Linked DNA regions of Homo sapiens: regions 2 and 3 are each linked to region 1. Evidence: read pairs that join two places in POLR2A ChIA-PET (ENCODE). Cell type or tissue: GM12878. All regions are shown on one strand.

Region 1 (5,000 bases):
ATGTTGTCCAGGCTGGTCTTGAACTCCTGGGCTCCAGTGATCCTCCTGCCTCAGCCTTTGTTCACATTTTAATTTTTTTGCAATTGGGGTGCATCTTATAACCCTATAGTCATTGCCAGTGAGGTGGCGATCATAATGAAGTTATTATCATAGCTGTTTGTATTATGGTTGATTCAATTTAATGACATGCATTATTGACACTACATGTGATGATTTACTTGCCATATAAGATGTCTTTTAAAAGAGCATGTATTGAAAGTAAAGGTAAGTGTGTACAAAGAAAGGCATGTAAACAAACCTGTGGGATATACATTTGATATTTAACCACATTCATTTTCTATTGCCTCTTTATAACAAATTTATTCAAATGTAGTGGCTTAAAATAGCACAAATGTATTATCTTACAGTTTCATAGGTCAGAAGTCTGATGGAGGTTTCACTGGGCTAAAATAAAGATGTTGATGGGCTGTGTTCCTTTCTGGAGGCCCTAGGGGAGCATATGTTTCCTTGCTGTTTCCAGCTTCTAGAGGCTGCCCACATTCCATGGCCCCTTTCCTCCATCTTCAAAGCCAGCAACAGCAGGTAGAAGACTCACATCGCATCTATGGAACCCTTCTGCTGTCTACACATCTCCCTCTGACTCTGACCTGGGAAAGGTTCTCAAGTTTAATGACTCATGTGAGTGGGATGGGTCCACCTAGATAATCCAGGATAATCTTGCCATCTCCAGGTCCTTAACCTTAATTACATCTGCAAACTCACTTTTCCCATGTAAATTAACACATTTCCAGGTTCCAGGGATTGGGAATCGGTCACCTATTGAGGCCATTATTCTGCTCACCACAGTGTTAAAACAAAAATTCATCTTTTGAACAAAGACCACAGCAAAGCAACAATTGATAATCTATGGGTCCCCAAAAAGGAAGTTATCACAGAGTAGGTACAACTATGTTCAATGTTATTACTGAGATGTATGTGGAAGATTTTACCAAAAACCAACCAGTGCAACTAAAGTGAAGGGGATTTTGCCCAGTTCTCAGAATGGATATAAGATATTTCCAGTCCAAGAGGATTTACTGATAGAGACTTAGGATATGAGAGGGATAATGATTTTCTAGACTGCTTAAAATCTAAGCTACATAACTTCTCTCTATTTTAGTGTCTGAATTAGTTCAGCCTAGTTAAGTACTGATGTTTTTCAACTTGGCTTTGTTAGAACTAGAATCTGTCCTCTTTTTGCCCCTTGACCTCTTTCTATGATAAAAGTGAAAGAATAAGACAAGCGTTACAAGTCAGAGTATGTGTTATTCCTGAGCAAGAGTATGTTAGTGACAATTTCCAGTGTGGGTGGATTTGAGGTTCTGGAGGACGAATGAATATTTTCCAGTTTGCTTTTCTATCAACATCAAAGACTCTATCATCACATCTGCCCCACACTGCTTCAGTCTTGTGCCTATTATATAGTATGTTCTCGACCTTAAGATTTTTTACAGAGGTTTTGTTTCATATATCTAAGTTTGTAGTTAATTAAATGAAGACTTTGCTAGAGGCTTTAGTGTGTGTCAGCGCACGGAATTTAATCCTCAGAGTGCATCCAGGAGACACATATCCCATTACTGGGAGCTGGGCCTCATTTGTTCCTGGCAGTATCCCCCAGGCTAACACTCAGCTAGACTTAGCTTCATATGGTATTGGCCATATCCAACAACATCACATCCTCTTCATGTTAGCCCAAGATTTGCTAACATGGAGGCTCTGGGAAGCCCCAAACGCTTTGGTGGATGTTTTTAGGTTGGTGCAAAAGTAATTGCCTCCCAAGGCAAATGCTTTTAAGCAAACAAGTCATGTAGATAACAGGTTTTTGGTACTTTTATTTAGCAAAAATCAATAGTGTTAATTTTTAGTTATGTTTGCATGAAAGTTGTGAGAAAAGCTAATCATCTTTTATATCTAAATCCCCAGCCCCTTTGGATTTTATCAGCAGTTGTAATTGTCCAATAAATATTAGAACAAATACATGACTTAAAAATAAAATACCAGGCATGGCAAAAAACCTAAAGAGAAGTGACTGGCTAGATTTGGCATAAATAAATAAATATCATGAAGCAGAACTTGTTTATGCAAATTTCCAATTCCCCTTCCAGTGCCTCTGCTCCCATCCACTGGGGCCCACCAAGCCTATTTCTGCTGGTTTTTATTCTCACTTATAGTGAAGGTGTTGGCTGATAAAGGATTAAAGTGGCAGCTGTCCATGGAGAATATTCACTTTCACAGTGGCTTTAATGTCCTGATAAGATTTAGAAAAATCAAAGAATAGCACCCCTAATGGTAGAATCTCAGGAGTACACCCTAGGGCAAAAAAATTCCTATTTGAAGCCTTCAGGTCTTCATTTTGTGGTGACTTTTTAGGGTGATGTTTTTGCTACCCATTCAGGTCAAGACAATGGTTTAGAGAGTAAATGTTATCATTTCACTTATCAATAAGATTCTAAAATGAGAACCCATGTCCCCAGGTTATTTTTTCTCCAGAGTTCAAATGTGAAACCATGTTCCGTCAAACAGGATCTTAACTGTAATTTCAATCTTATGCAGATTAAAAAATTAACATTCCATTCCCAGTGATGTTGGCTTTTCCTGGTGAATCATTTGTATGTGACTTTATTTCATGGGGTCTCTAATTACATGCCTCCAGAAGACACAAGGTATCGTAGGCTGCTCTTGTGGCTACAGTTATGACAAATCATGGGAGTGATGCAATAGTTCAGAGTATCTGTGGGGTGTGAGGCAGTGTATGCTAGTGCTGCTTCAAATTGGCTCATGATTGCTGATTGTGTGCATTTCTTCCCAACTCAGGTCCAATAACTTCATACCGGTAGTCTGAAATTGGATATGGGGAGAGTATTTGCACCAAGGAATTTGGCAAACAATACCAGTCAGGGTTATTGATTGATTGACTGACTAATTTCAAGAGAGCTGGCTTACCAGTTCACCACTGGTGTGGGTAATCTATGTCTCCCAAAGAAAGAAATATGCACTTTATTCCTAATTAATATTTACTCATTTTATCCTAGCTGACCCTAAATCAGGTCAGCTGAACTGTTACCTCAGGAGCATGTAAGATTGCAGACAACATAAAGACCTGCATTTGTTGATAAATACATGAGTGCCTTCTAGGTGCTGTGGATATAGTACTGACTAAAGTCAGACACAGTACTTGCCCTCATGGTGCTTACAGCTTGCTGGAGGAGACAAATGTTAATAAAAGAATGCCATAAATACTGTAAAATTCAGCCATGGTTAAGAGCCGTGAAAGACAGAGATGTCATATTACCAGAGTGTGTAAAAGGAGGATCTGACTCAGGGAAGTAAGGGAAGGCTTTTGTAAGAAAGTGATGTTTGCCTGAGATTTAAAGGAACAGCAGGATTAAAATAGACAAAGCTAGCAGGTGCTTAGTACCTGACACACAGTAGGTGCTCATTAAAGATAAATGGTGGGTAAATTATGTTCCGCTCATGCACTGGAATCTCTGTTGAACTTTGATAGCAATTTCCTGGGAAACATGGGTTTCTTTCTATTAAAACACACCACTCCGGGATGACAGCTACGATCTCTTACAAACTGGTTTTCAGGGACCGTTAACACCTGCTCACTGGAAGAACTCCAGTTCTGTGTGAGATCATGTGATAGGAGACCCGTGGCCTTTAGCTACACATCAACCACACAAGTAGCTGTGGTTTGCAGAGTTAAAAAAAAAAGTTATTTTCCTTTTGAAGCCCAGAAACTGCCAGCCTCTGGAGTTGTTGTGACGCTGCCTTCATGTCTGGATGTTTGTTCCCTTGTGTACAGTGACTCATGTTCCATCTTGTCCCTTTGCCATATGGTTTACAGAGGTAATATTCCCTCAAGGAAACAAAAACACAACAACACAATCATCTCTAAGATAGTGGAACTTAGGTTTTGAATGCAATTGTACGTAGAATATGAGAACATTTTGCTTAGAGAAATCAAACATATCTGTAATATACAGTAAAGGTGCTTCTTTGGGGGTGGTGAGAGTGCAGGCGGATGTGGAAAGGAAGGCAGGACACAAGTGTGATTTGGTGAGAGCTGTTGGTGGATATGCCAACTGGGACCTATGGTGGGAGAACCTCGCTGCCTCAAGCACAAATGCACAAAGCTCACACTAGGGGGCTCAGGGTTCTAGGATTTATGGGTTGGGAAGGGGAAGGGGAAGGGTGTCTTCCACCATCTGGCACTCTGTGGTCCAGCTGTGTTAATCCAACCATTACTGTCCTCATGTTTAGCCCACAGCATCAACAGCTCTTTCTTTTTCATTGAATTTCATAAAGGGATATGAAAGTTTTTAATGTCAAAGTTTTGATTCCTATAACCATGTCATCCCCATAGAAGCCAAAGTCTTTCCACATAGTCATCATAAATACCCTGGCCTGGTACTTTACCTCTGTCCACATAATGAGCAGAAAGGGGTCCTCCTAATGTATATTGAATGTATAATATGTACCAAGTATTACAGTTCACCCATCATCCTGTAATCCTTCAGCAAAGCGATGAAGGAGGTGTCATCTCTATTTTATAAATAAAGAAACTGAATTGTAGTGATATTAAGTAGCTCCACTTACCCAGTAAGTGGAGAGCTTGGGGATTTGTGTCTACGTATATCTGCTTTCTTTCTACTATGCTGAAGTGTGTTTTTGTCTCTCTGGGTTTTTTGTTTGTTTGTGTTTTATTGTTTTTCTTTTCCTTTTTTTTCTTTCTTTTTTCTTTTTTTTTCTTTTTTTTTTTGCCATGGTCTAGTCATGGTGGATAAGAATTTGGAAAAAAAATTGTTTAGCTGCTTTTTTGAAACCTCGGACTAATTTTCCCTAGTTTCAACAATGAAGCAAACTCAGTAATAGTGAGTGATGGAGTTCAGAATAAACTTTCTTATCTTCTTCCAAATGTGACTGAAATTAAGTAAAAAGAGGTGCCATTGTTTTTA
Region 2 (5,000 bases), 78 kb before region 1:
ACATACTTTTTTTTGAGATAGAATCTTGCTCTGTTGCCAGGCTGGAGTACAGTGGCGTGATCTTGGCTCACTGCAACCTCTGTCTCCTTGGTTCAAGGAATTCTCCTGCCTCACCCTCCTGAGTAGCTGGGATTACAGGTGCACACCACCATGCCGGGCTAATTTTTGTATTTTTAGTAGAGACAGGGTTTCACCATGTTAGCCAGGCTGGTCTTGAACTCTTGACCTAAAGTGATCCACCTGCCTTGGCCTTCCAAAATGCTGGGATTAGAGGGGTGGATATGTTTTATTTAAACTAATATATACAAAATGTTATCATTTCAAGGTGCAGTCAATAATAAAAATTATTAAGAAGATATTTTACATTCTTTTCTTGGTACTAAGTCTTTGAAATCTGGTGTATATATTATACCCATGGCACAACTCAATTCAGATACTCAATACTCATCAGAAATACTTTATTTACAAATTTAGAATTCATAAAATGTATAGTTGAAAAAGTAGATTGCATACCCAAGTTGTTTAAAACATACTTAAAATTTTTTATACTTAAAAGTTTTCCTGTAACTAAAGCAACTGTCAGTTTTAAATTTAATATTAAATTAATTAATGTTAATTATAAATAAGTTAGTCATTAACTATCAATAAATTAACAATCAATAATTGTTAAATTAATTAAAAATAAATAAATTTTAAAATTCAGTTCCTCAGCCACACAAACTGCAGTTCAATTGCTCAATGGCCATATGTAGTTATGGCTCCTATATTAGACAGTACAGCTGTAGGGCATGGAATTGTTCAAGGTCAGATACCTTGGCTTAAGGTATTATGCTGTCTTCAAGCTATTCATACTCATCTTCATCATTTTCTTAAAGATCAAATTTGTAGAATTCCTGAGTGCTGGAAAATAAAAAGATTTATCCCAATAGGTTCCAGTTAGATCATTTGATATTCAGCTTTTGATCAAACAATAAACATTTACCTTAAATGGATGTGTAGGCTGCCTGAGTCAGTGATAGCAGGCAGGGTAGAAGGAGGGCAGGACGTACATATCTGACTTGGAGTCAGAGACCCTGAGCTTGAGTCCTAGGGCTCCCAAACTCACTGTGCAGCTTTGGGCAAAATGTTTAATATTTGACCCTAAATCTTCATCAATATAAGAGAAATGGTACGTGTACTATGCATGACCCCACAGAACCAGAGTGAGGATCTAGTGGATAATATATGTCCAAGTGTTTCATAACCTGTGGATAAATTACTACAAGAACACAAATATGGTTTGTAATTAATAGACTGAGACACTAGATTAATAGCTACTATTTATTAAGCATTTGCTATATGTCAGCCACTTTTTTAGACTATTGCTAACCCTCAAAGCATCCTTGCCAGTAGTGAGTCTTATCTCCATTTGACTGAGGAGGAAATAGAGCAGTTGAGAGTTTAAGTACATGTGCAAATTTACACAACCTTTAAAGTTTAGAGCTAGGTTTTGAACCCAGGCTTTTATGATCACAAAACCTTAGGGACTTCCTAGGAGATTTTTTTAAAGTGATATTATTCCTAGATTTCTTTTCAGTAATTGAATAGTTCATCTATGAGTATTGCAAATAATGAGTGAACTGAGAATACTACTTATTTTAAGAGGGATTGTGAAATTCCAGACCTATAAGAGGGTTAACTCATTGCAACAAATAGAATAAAGAGTAACTCCACAGAGATTTTTGAATAAGAATTTACTCCAGATAATTTTCCAAAGAAAGAATACGTGACCTACTGAGGTCAGTAATTATTGGCATTTCTGGCTTTGAGTCATGCCTGGGGCTGTAGGACTTAGTTGGCCATGATTAGGCATAAACTAATTAAGAAAACAACTGGGATTTAGTAGTATTATGGTCAGTTTTCATGTAAAATGTAAAAGCTTTTCCTTTATGAAATATATGACTTGGTGTTAGTGAAGGCAATGAAGGGAATCAACAACAAATCAGCACCTCTGATATTTTGAGTATCACCATGCTGAAATCAGCTTCCAAAAAATCCAAAAGGTAGGGCTTTCATTTTATTTAAGCTATTTAGATATCCTCTGGATCACTGATTTGTACCAAAAAGGATGCAAGGGAGCTCTAACAACAGGACCTAGAAAATTTATGTTGCCTCCATATAGTAAAAAAGAAATGTATCTGTCTTTTATTTTTCCTTCTGGGATTTCAAAAATAATTTTCAAGATTCATAGTTGGCATGGTGCTGTGTTGGACATATCACAAAAATAGGGCATTTATCACTTCTTCTTTTTTTTTTTTTTTTTTGAGACCAAGTCTCACTTTGTCTTCCAGGCTGGAGTGCAATGGCGCAATCTCGGGTCACTGCAACCTCCACTTCCCGGGTTCAAGCAATTCTCTTGCCTCAGCCTTCTGAGTAGCTGGGAGCTGGGATTACAGGTGCCCACCACCATGCCCGGCTAATTTTTGTATTTTTAGTAGAGATGGGGTTTCACCATGTTGGTCAAGCTGGTCTCAAACTCCTGACCTTGTGATCAACCCGCCTCGGCCTCCCAATTTATCACTTCTTTGGAGGCCAACAAACACTCAAGGAGGGTTTACTTTGTGACAAGCACTTGCTAGGAGCTTGCAGACAAAAGATGAGTGTGACAAGTACCTGCCCTTGGAGGTGCTTAGTGGGAGGAAACCAGCATGTAGTAATTACCATACAAGGTGCATAAAGTTCTGTCCAAGGGAGCTTGGGTTATTCTTAATTCCAACAACCAGGTAAGAAGTTGGTGAGCACTTGCCCTATGTAACCCAGGCTTTTCTTTTCTTTTTCTTTTTTTTTTCTTTTTGAGACAGGGTCTTGCTCTGTCACCCAGGCTGGAGTGCGGTGGCGCAATCACAGTTCACTGCAGCCTTGACCTCCTGGGCCCAAGTGACCCTCCCACCTCAGCCTCCTGAGTAGCTGGGACCGCAGATGTGTGCCACCATGCCTGGCTAATTAGTTTTATTTTTTGTAGCAACAGGGTCTCCCTATGTTTGCCCAGGCTGGGCTCAAACTCCTGGGCTCAAGTGATCCTGTCTCCTCAGCCTCCCAAAGTGCTGGGATTATAGGTGTGAGCCACCGTGCACAGCACAATGTTAAGTGTTTTCAGTAGATTGCCCTGAGCAAAGTTACTTTCCCTGTTGTTCTGACACTTAATAACCCTAGGGTGTTGTCAGACTCCTGTTCCAACCATTGCTTTGAATTAAATGACCACATTGATCCATTTGTAACCATTACCTCTTGGTGTACATTAGTTTTTGAGCGGGGGTTTGGTCAAGAATAGGCCCACATGAGACTCTGGAGTAAAAAAATCTCAATTAACCTCATTAGGTAGGTGATAAATCTTAGCAAGTGTATTGCATTTGGTAGCCTTGGAAAGAGGACTTTTTCAGTTTTGCTCTGCCTCTCTAATAAATATAGTACTCATAAATGCATGTTATATTCAACATGTTATAAAGTGCTTTTTAAAAATAATTTCTTCAAAGACATATAGTTTTTTGGCTATCATCGAAGTCTTTAAGAATTGTAGTATTAGATTCTTATTTTCCATGTGGTACATATACACCATGGAATACTATGTGGCCATAAAAAAGAATGAGAGTATGTCCTTTGCAGGGACATGGATGGAACTGGAGGGCATTATCCTTAACAAACTAACATAGAAACAGAAAACCAAATATCACATGTTCTCACTTTTAAGCAGGAGCTAAATGATTAGAACACATGGACACATAAAGGGGAACGATACACACTGGGACCTACCTGAAGGTGGAGGGCTGGAGGAGGAAGAGGAGCAGAAAAAATAACTATTGGGTACTAGGCTTAGTACATGGGTGATGAAATAATCTGTACAACAAACCCCCATGACCCAAGTTTACCTATATAAACCTGCACGCGTACCTGTGAACCTAAAAGTTTTTTAAAAAATAGATTCTTGTTTTCCTTACTGTAAACAATCATGCCAAGGCCTCTTGAACTGCTCTCTGAGAGCAACTACTCACCTAAAAGAGATGAGTGAATCCATTGTGGCATGAGGGACTCCATTGACTGTCCAGTCTCCTGGGAGGAACTCTGCAGCCATGCATGTCATACCAAGAGAGTCGCTCCAGTGATTACTTCCCAGAACAAAGAAAACCTCAGGCCAATATTAGATATCCAATCTTCATGTTGTGTTCCACCTCTATATAGATCTAAGAGAAGCTTGATTTTGAAGGTAGCATCCCATAGCCTAACTGAAGGCTTTGAAATGAGATCGTGGCTTGTCTATCACCAAGTGAAAGAAAGCAACAGATATGTCCAGGAGACTGAGATCCTTCCTCTGAGACTGGCTGCAGCATCTCTCCTCCTGAGATGCTCCATTTAGTGAGTGACAGCATTGGGGGTGACGTTCTTTGGGATTCAGAAAACAAGAACAAGCTCTCCTATTTTCTGTTTTCTCTTCACAGTTCTGCCTGCCTTGCCTAAGGGGAGTTTTTGGAAAGAAACCTCCCTTCTTAGCCACCCTTCTCTTTGAGAATACCAGATAACTCCTGAAGGTGGGGGAATTCAGAACTAAAGACAGAAGCTGACAATCTGGAGCCAGCGGATAGATCTGCAGAGGCTGCATCACCTGGGAGTCAGTGATGGCAACCCTGCAGGATCGGAAAGACAGTGTTACCTCAGGAATATGTTAGGAAATAGAAATATATATAAAATAGTATATGTGTGTATATATATATATGTAATAGTATATGTGTATATATATGTATACATAAAAGTATGTATATATACATAAAATGAACATTCTGAACCTATATGAAAATTAATTGAAGGAAGGAAGGATGGGAAGTAGAAGTAGCAATATTTGCAGTGTTTGTGTACTAAAAGTTGGTCTAATTTCCTGACCAGTGTGTACATTAAAATATTGCCAGTATTCTATGTGGCATGTGATTATCTGCCATGATTTTCTTTCCTTAAAAGTTTTTAGGCTGGGC
Region 3 (5,000 bases), 66 kb after region 1:
TTCTATTGTTGCATGTTGCTAACTAGCTACCTCGATTCTGCCACCTCCAGTGCGGCTTTTATTTCTACAGAGTTTCCCACTCTCCCTCTGTTCTTCTCCTGAGCCCTGCTGGCTTACTTTTCAATTTTTCCTCCTATTTGTTTTTATCATCTTTATTTTATCCTGTCTTTCTTTTTCCAAGCTCTTCTGTCAGAGGCTGTATTTTCTTTGCTATATTTGATATCATAAAACTTCAAAAACCCTGTCTTTTTCTTTTTACATTCAACTGTTATATATTCTTCATCTACCTTGTTTTCCTCCATATTTATTCTTAGAGTATCTACCTATAGCTTCTATGTCATGCCCTCTTTGAATATTTGAAAAGGGAGGGATTTCTTTTTTGACAGCATTTTATAAAGAATAATGGGAGGGGTGTGGTGACTGAGCTCGGACCACCTTGTACTCTCGAACTTGCTGTTTATCCTTAGGTCATGTTGCAGCAGTTTTGTCAGCATTGTCAATTTTGTCTCTGAGGCAAAACAGAAGCAGTGAAAGGCTAAGTGAAATTCTCTTCAGAAGGTTTTTATGATTTCCTTGCTTGGTGTGGATGGGTTCTGAGATTCTTCCTTAGCCTTCACTGTTGCTATTTTCTTGATGACTCTTTTGTTGGGTCCTTCAGAGGTACGCCTCCAACTTTGGAGAACTCTGGCTTCTGGACAGAATCTGGAGTCCTATGTTTCTCATGTGCTCTCAGTTTGATCCACATTTCTGTTTGGTAAGAAGTTCTTCATAGTTTGTGCTTTGGTGTTATGACTGTTTCCTACTTTTTTGAAAGTACAGTTTTCTGTTTTTCTTGCTCTCTTTCGGGAAAATGGGATGGGTGTTTTTTGGAAGAAGATTGGGATAGAAACATCTTTGCATTGGCTCTTAAACTGGATGTATTTTTCCAAGGGCACTTGTTAGATTAGATACCCCCTTTTCAACTGTGAAACTAGAGTGATCTGAGAGGCTTGTGATAATTTCTTTCTTAGTATGTGATACAGCAGGCCTTGTCCTAAAGATTTAGGAGCTTACGTATAATGGTTCCAGTATCATGTCAACTTGATGCCACTAAGCATTCCGGAAGAAGATTTCTCTTTTTTCCCCCAATTCAGAGCAATTTTTAGTATTTTAATATATTTATAGTTTTGGAATGTGAACTTCTTAGTATTTACATAAAATTAGCCTCTTCTGGTAATAAATTAGAACTAACTTCTAAAATAATATACTAAATGTTAACATATCTTAATTTAGACAACATTTTAGTTCATTTTGTTAACAGCAAATACATATAACCTTAAAATGTTATTTTATAATTATGTTATACATTCCCATGAATGAACTGCTAAAAAGGCGCATATTTGGGTAATAAAATTGTGGAATAATCTTAGTTTTCTGATGTTATTTCCCTTGCCACCTTAAACCTACCAAGAAAAAAAAAAAACACCCCCAAGAGTATAAAACTGAGTAACACAAACTCTTCCACAGGAAAATTCAGAAATTAAAATTCATACATCATTCTTGTTTTGTGTTTTTTTTTTTTTTTTTTTTTTTGAGACGAAGTCTCACTCTGTCACCCAGGCTTGAGTGTAGTGGTGCAATCTCGGCTCACTGCAAGCTCTGCCTCCTGGGTTCACGCCATTCTTCTGCCTCAGCCTCCGGAGTAGCTGGGACTACAGGCACCCGCCACCATGCCTGGCTAATTTTTTGTATTTTTAGTAGAGACAGGGTTTCACCATGTTAGCCAGGATGGTCTGGATCTCCTGACCTCGTGATCCGCCCGCCTCGGCCTCCCAAAGTGCTGGGATTACAGGCGTGAGCCACTGTGCCCGGCCCATCATTATTGTTTTAAGGGACCCTTTTCTCAGAAAAATATTATTTATGGATTAAAATTTTATAATTAGTCAACTGGAAGATAGTTTTCAACAGAGTAGATATTATTATGTGGAGCGAGGTTTCACTCTTAACGATTCCTATTGAGGCTTTTTCTACCACTGGATTAATTTTATTTCATTGAAAAAATAGTGTTAAAAAAAAGTGAGCATTGAGAAAAATAGTTGGTCTAAAAATCTGGAAAAAGTATCATGTATAATTTAAATTGGACATTTTTTACAGTTTTCAAAATTGATATTTCCATTGCCTCACAAATAAAGTAGCTGATAAATGTTTATACTAATCAGATCATTAAGATGATTGTTTAAAAGTATTGCTTGGTTTGAAGAAATATATTTTATAATTGAGCTACTATTTTTGACAAGGTGTGCTTTGTAATAGTGGTCTACCTATACTGGTTAGAAACCTGTTATATATCATTTTCCTTTTCTTTTGAATTTTATCTAGTTTTCCCTTCAAATAAAGCTTTTATTTAGAAAGTAAAGCCTAATTTTATATGATGAGGTTATATTCTTTCTAGCATTGTTTTGCCATTTCATAGTGTTAATAATCTGTTAAACTTTACATAGTATGTCTGTATGCAAATATCTATTTAATATTATTTATATCTCAGGTGATGATTATCATACTTTTGGTTCTTTTGTTGTTGTTGTTTTTGAGATGGAGTCTCGCTCTGTTGCCCAGGCTAGAGTGCAGTGGCGCGAAATCGGCTCACTGCAAGCTCCGCCTCTGGGGTTCACACCACTCTCCTGCCTCAGCCTCCCAAGTAGCTGGGACTACAGGCGCCCGCCATCACGCCCGGCTAATTTTTTGTATTTTTAGAAGAGACGGGGTTTCACCGTGTTAGCCAGGATGGTCTCGATCTCCTGACCTCGTGATCTGCCCGCCTCGGCCTCCCAAAGTGCTGGGATTATAGGCGTGAGCCAGTGTGCCCGGCCACTTTTGGTTCTTAATGGCAGGTTGTTCCCTATTCTTCAGTAGGGAACTTCAAGAAGTTTAAAAAAAAAAAAGATAAAGAACAGCCATAAACAATTTCCCTAAGATCATTTTTTTCTACTTGTTTATTTTGCTGTATTTGTCTTTCTCTTAGATATCATCACTATGTATCTCATCAGTAAATGGGAAACATAGTAACATTTGATTTTTATGAGGAGATGCAACCTCTTTTTTTTTTTTTCCTGCTTAGGTCAAATGTATTATGAGATTTTATCCTTATCCTGGAAATAAATCCTGTGATTAATTTGAAAAGTTTATGTTACAAAGAAATATGAGATATTATGAATACTACTAAATCTATATGAACTTTTCAATAATGCACTTAAAATGCATCTTTTAATCCTTTTTAGTAGATTGTTAACAGTCATATTTAATGCATCTTTTTTGGTTTTCCCTTTTAAATATAATTTTCAATGAAAATATTTTTTCACTAATTTATTCATCACTGAGTATTTTTATTTAGACAATTAGGAGAATTTTATACTTATACAGGTAACCAGAATTAATTGGCTTTCTGCTTAAAATTATGTGGGCTTTGTAAAGGAAGTGGTTTATTTCAGTGAAAAAGCTTTAGTTCAGAATGTTCTCAGCTATGTTTTAAGATTCTCTTTGTATGTACACCTACACTGGAAAAACTGAAACACTAATTGCTTAATTTAAAAATAATTTGCTTTAGACTCTCAAAACTGTGTATCTTCATGAACAGCTGATACCATCTATGAATTACATGAATGTTAAATATAGAGTCTTCTTTTGACATTAATTACCTTGCTTTTTTTTTTTTTGACCTTACAAATTCTAATCACATGTATATTTGTATATACTTTCTTGTTTTATTCTAAGGCAATTATACATCCTTTTAGTAAAAAATTATTTTTACTGCTTTTAATGTGCTAGATATTACTAAGTACTTTAGCCAAAGAATAGAATGAAGGGAGAGGACAAATAAAATTCAGCTTAGCCAGCATTTATTGCATGTTCCTTTTTTTAAATTAGAAAAACGTGCTAGGCATAGGGGACATAAAACTGAGGTACAAACTTTCCCCTCGAGTTTTAGAGTAGCTCGTAAGGGGCTAGGTCTCTGATTTAATAGAAGTACCTATATGGCCAACTGCTTTCAGTCTGAATATGGTATCTGCTGCTTTTTCTTGGTTGTCTGTAAAGCTTTCTGTTCTGGGAGCTACCTCTCAAGGGGGGATAGGAAGGTGAATTAACATTTTGAATATCAGCTATGTGTCAGGCTTTGTATATGTTTTATTTGGTCATTATAAGAACCTTTAAGGTGAGGCTCATATAAAATAAATAAATTGCCTAATTTTACGTAGGTGTTAAGAAGCCAGTTGTAATTTGAACAGAGTTCTTTGAATCTCCAGTGCCCTTTTCATTGTTGTACATTACTTTTCTTGCAACAAACTTTTATTCTGTAACAGTTTAATCTTGTTAAGTGATAAGCATCGTAGGGATAAAATTGAATCCATTGTCAAGGAAACCAGCTTTATCATTAGTAAGGTATTTAAAAATTAGGGCTTTTTTTCTGCTAGTATTATTTAACCGAGACTTGTCATTCATGTATAGAGAATTGGTATCAGTTTCTAAATCCTGCAAATTAGCAGTCCTAAGAAATGAAGTCATTTGCTAGTCTGTTTAAATTTCAGATGACTTTGTGGTCTTTGGATTGTAAAACAACAATTCAGTTTGATTTAAAATACTGTATAATTTAGTTTATTAATATTTGCCTGCTTGGTGCCTTTGTAAGTACCAGCTTAAATAATATTGTTTATTGAGAACCAATTTAAGAGAAAGTACATGCCTAATCCTATGGAATCTAGAATTATGTAGCATTTTGATGCATTTAAGCAGTAATTGTAGGCAATATTAATGAGTACTTTACACCAAATGTACTAAATTCTTTATATCTGCTAACACTTAATATTCATAATAATCACATAGAATAGGGATTATTTTTATCCTAGTTTTATAGTTGGAGGATCTGAAGCTCCAGAATGTGTAAACATCTTCCCCAAGACCACAAAACCAGTAAAGGATAGAACCAGCATTCACAGCAATATGTTTCTAATACTGAAGTCTTCATT

What was found. Peaks named below come from ENCODE experiments on the same cell type or tissue, not always from the same donor. Only the 100,000 strongest peaks of a DNase experiment are listed, where the experiment ranks them.
Region 2: POLR2A ChIA-PET joins it to region 1 with 5 read pairs; 6 of 35 experiments call an interaction of 5 or more read pairs at or near these places.
Region 3: POLR2A ChIA-PET joins it to region 1 with 6 read pairs; 3 of 35 experiments call an interaction of 5 or more read pairs at or near these places.

The regions. Positions count from the first base shown.
Region 1 is chr6:135,086,746-135,091,745 of GRCh38, reverse strand. No RefSeq gene overlaps it. Among named protein-coding and RNA genes, the nearest start is that of HBS1L, 34 kb to the right of the region's middle. RefSeq lists an enhancer at 2,964-3,013. In GM12878, CTCF peaks have their summits at 2,334 and 4,202 (motif pointing right); a DNase peak (open chromatin) is centred at 2,842; H3K4me3 peaks cover 564 bases; H3K27ac peaks cover 1,641 bases; H3K27me3 peaks cover 290 bases.
Region 2 is chr6:135,164,613-135,169,612 of GRCh38, reverse strand. No RefSeq gene overlaps it. Among named protein-coding and RNA genes, the nearest start is that of MYB, 14 kb to the left of the region's middle. In GM12878, no CTCF peak of the experiment used is centred here; no DNase peak of the experiment used is centred here; H3K4me3 peaks cover 427 bases; H3K27ac peaks cover 420 bases.
Region 3 is chr6:135,021,012-135,026,011 of GRCh38, reverse strand. All of the region lies in intron 4 of HBS1L (HBS1 like translational GTPase), which reads left to right. Among named protein-coding and RNA genes, the nearest start is that of HBS1L, 31 kb to the left of the region's middle. In GM12878, no CTCF peak of the experiment used is centred here; no DNase peak of the experiment used is centred here; H3K4me3 peaks cover 484 bases; H3K27ac peaks cover 826 bases.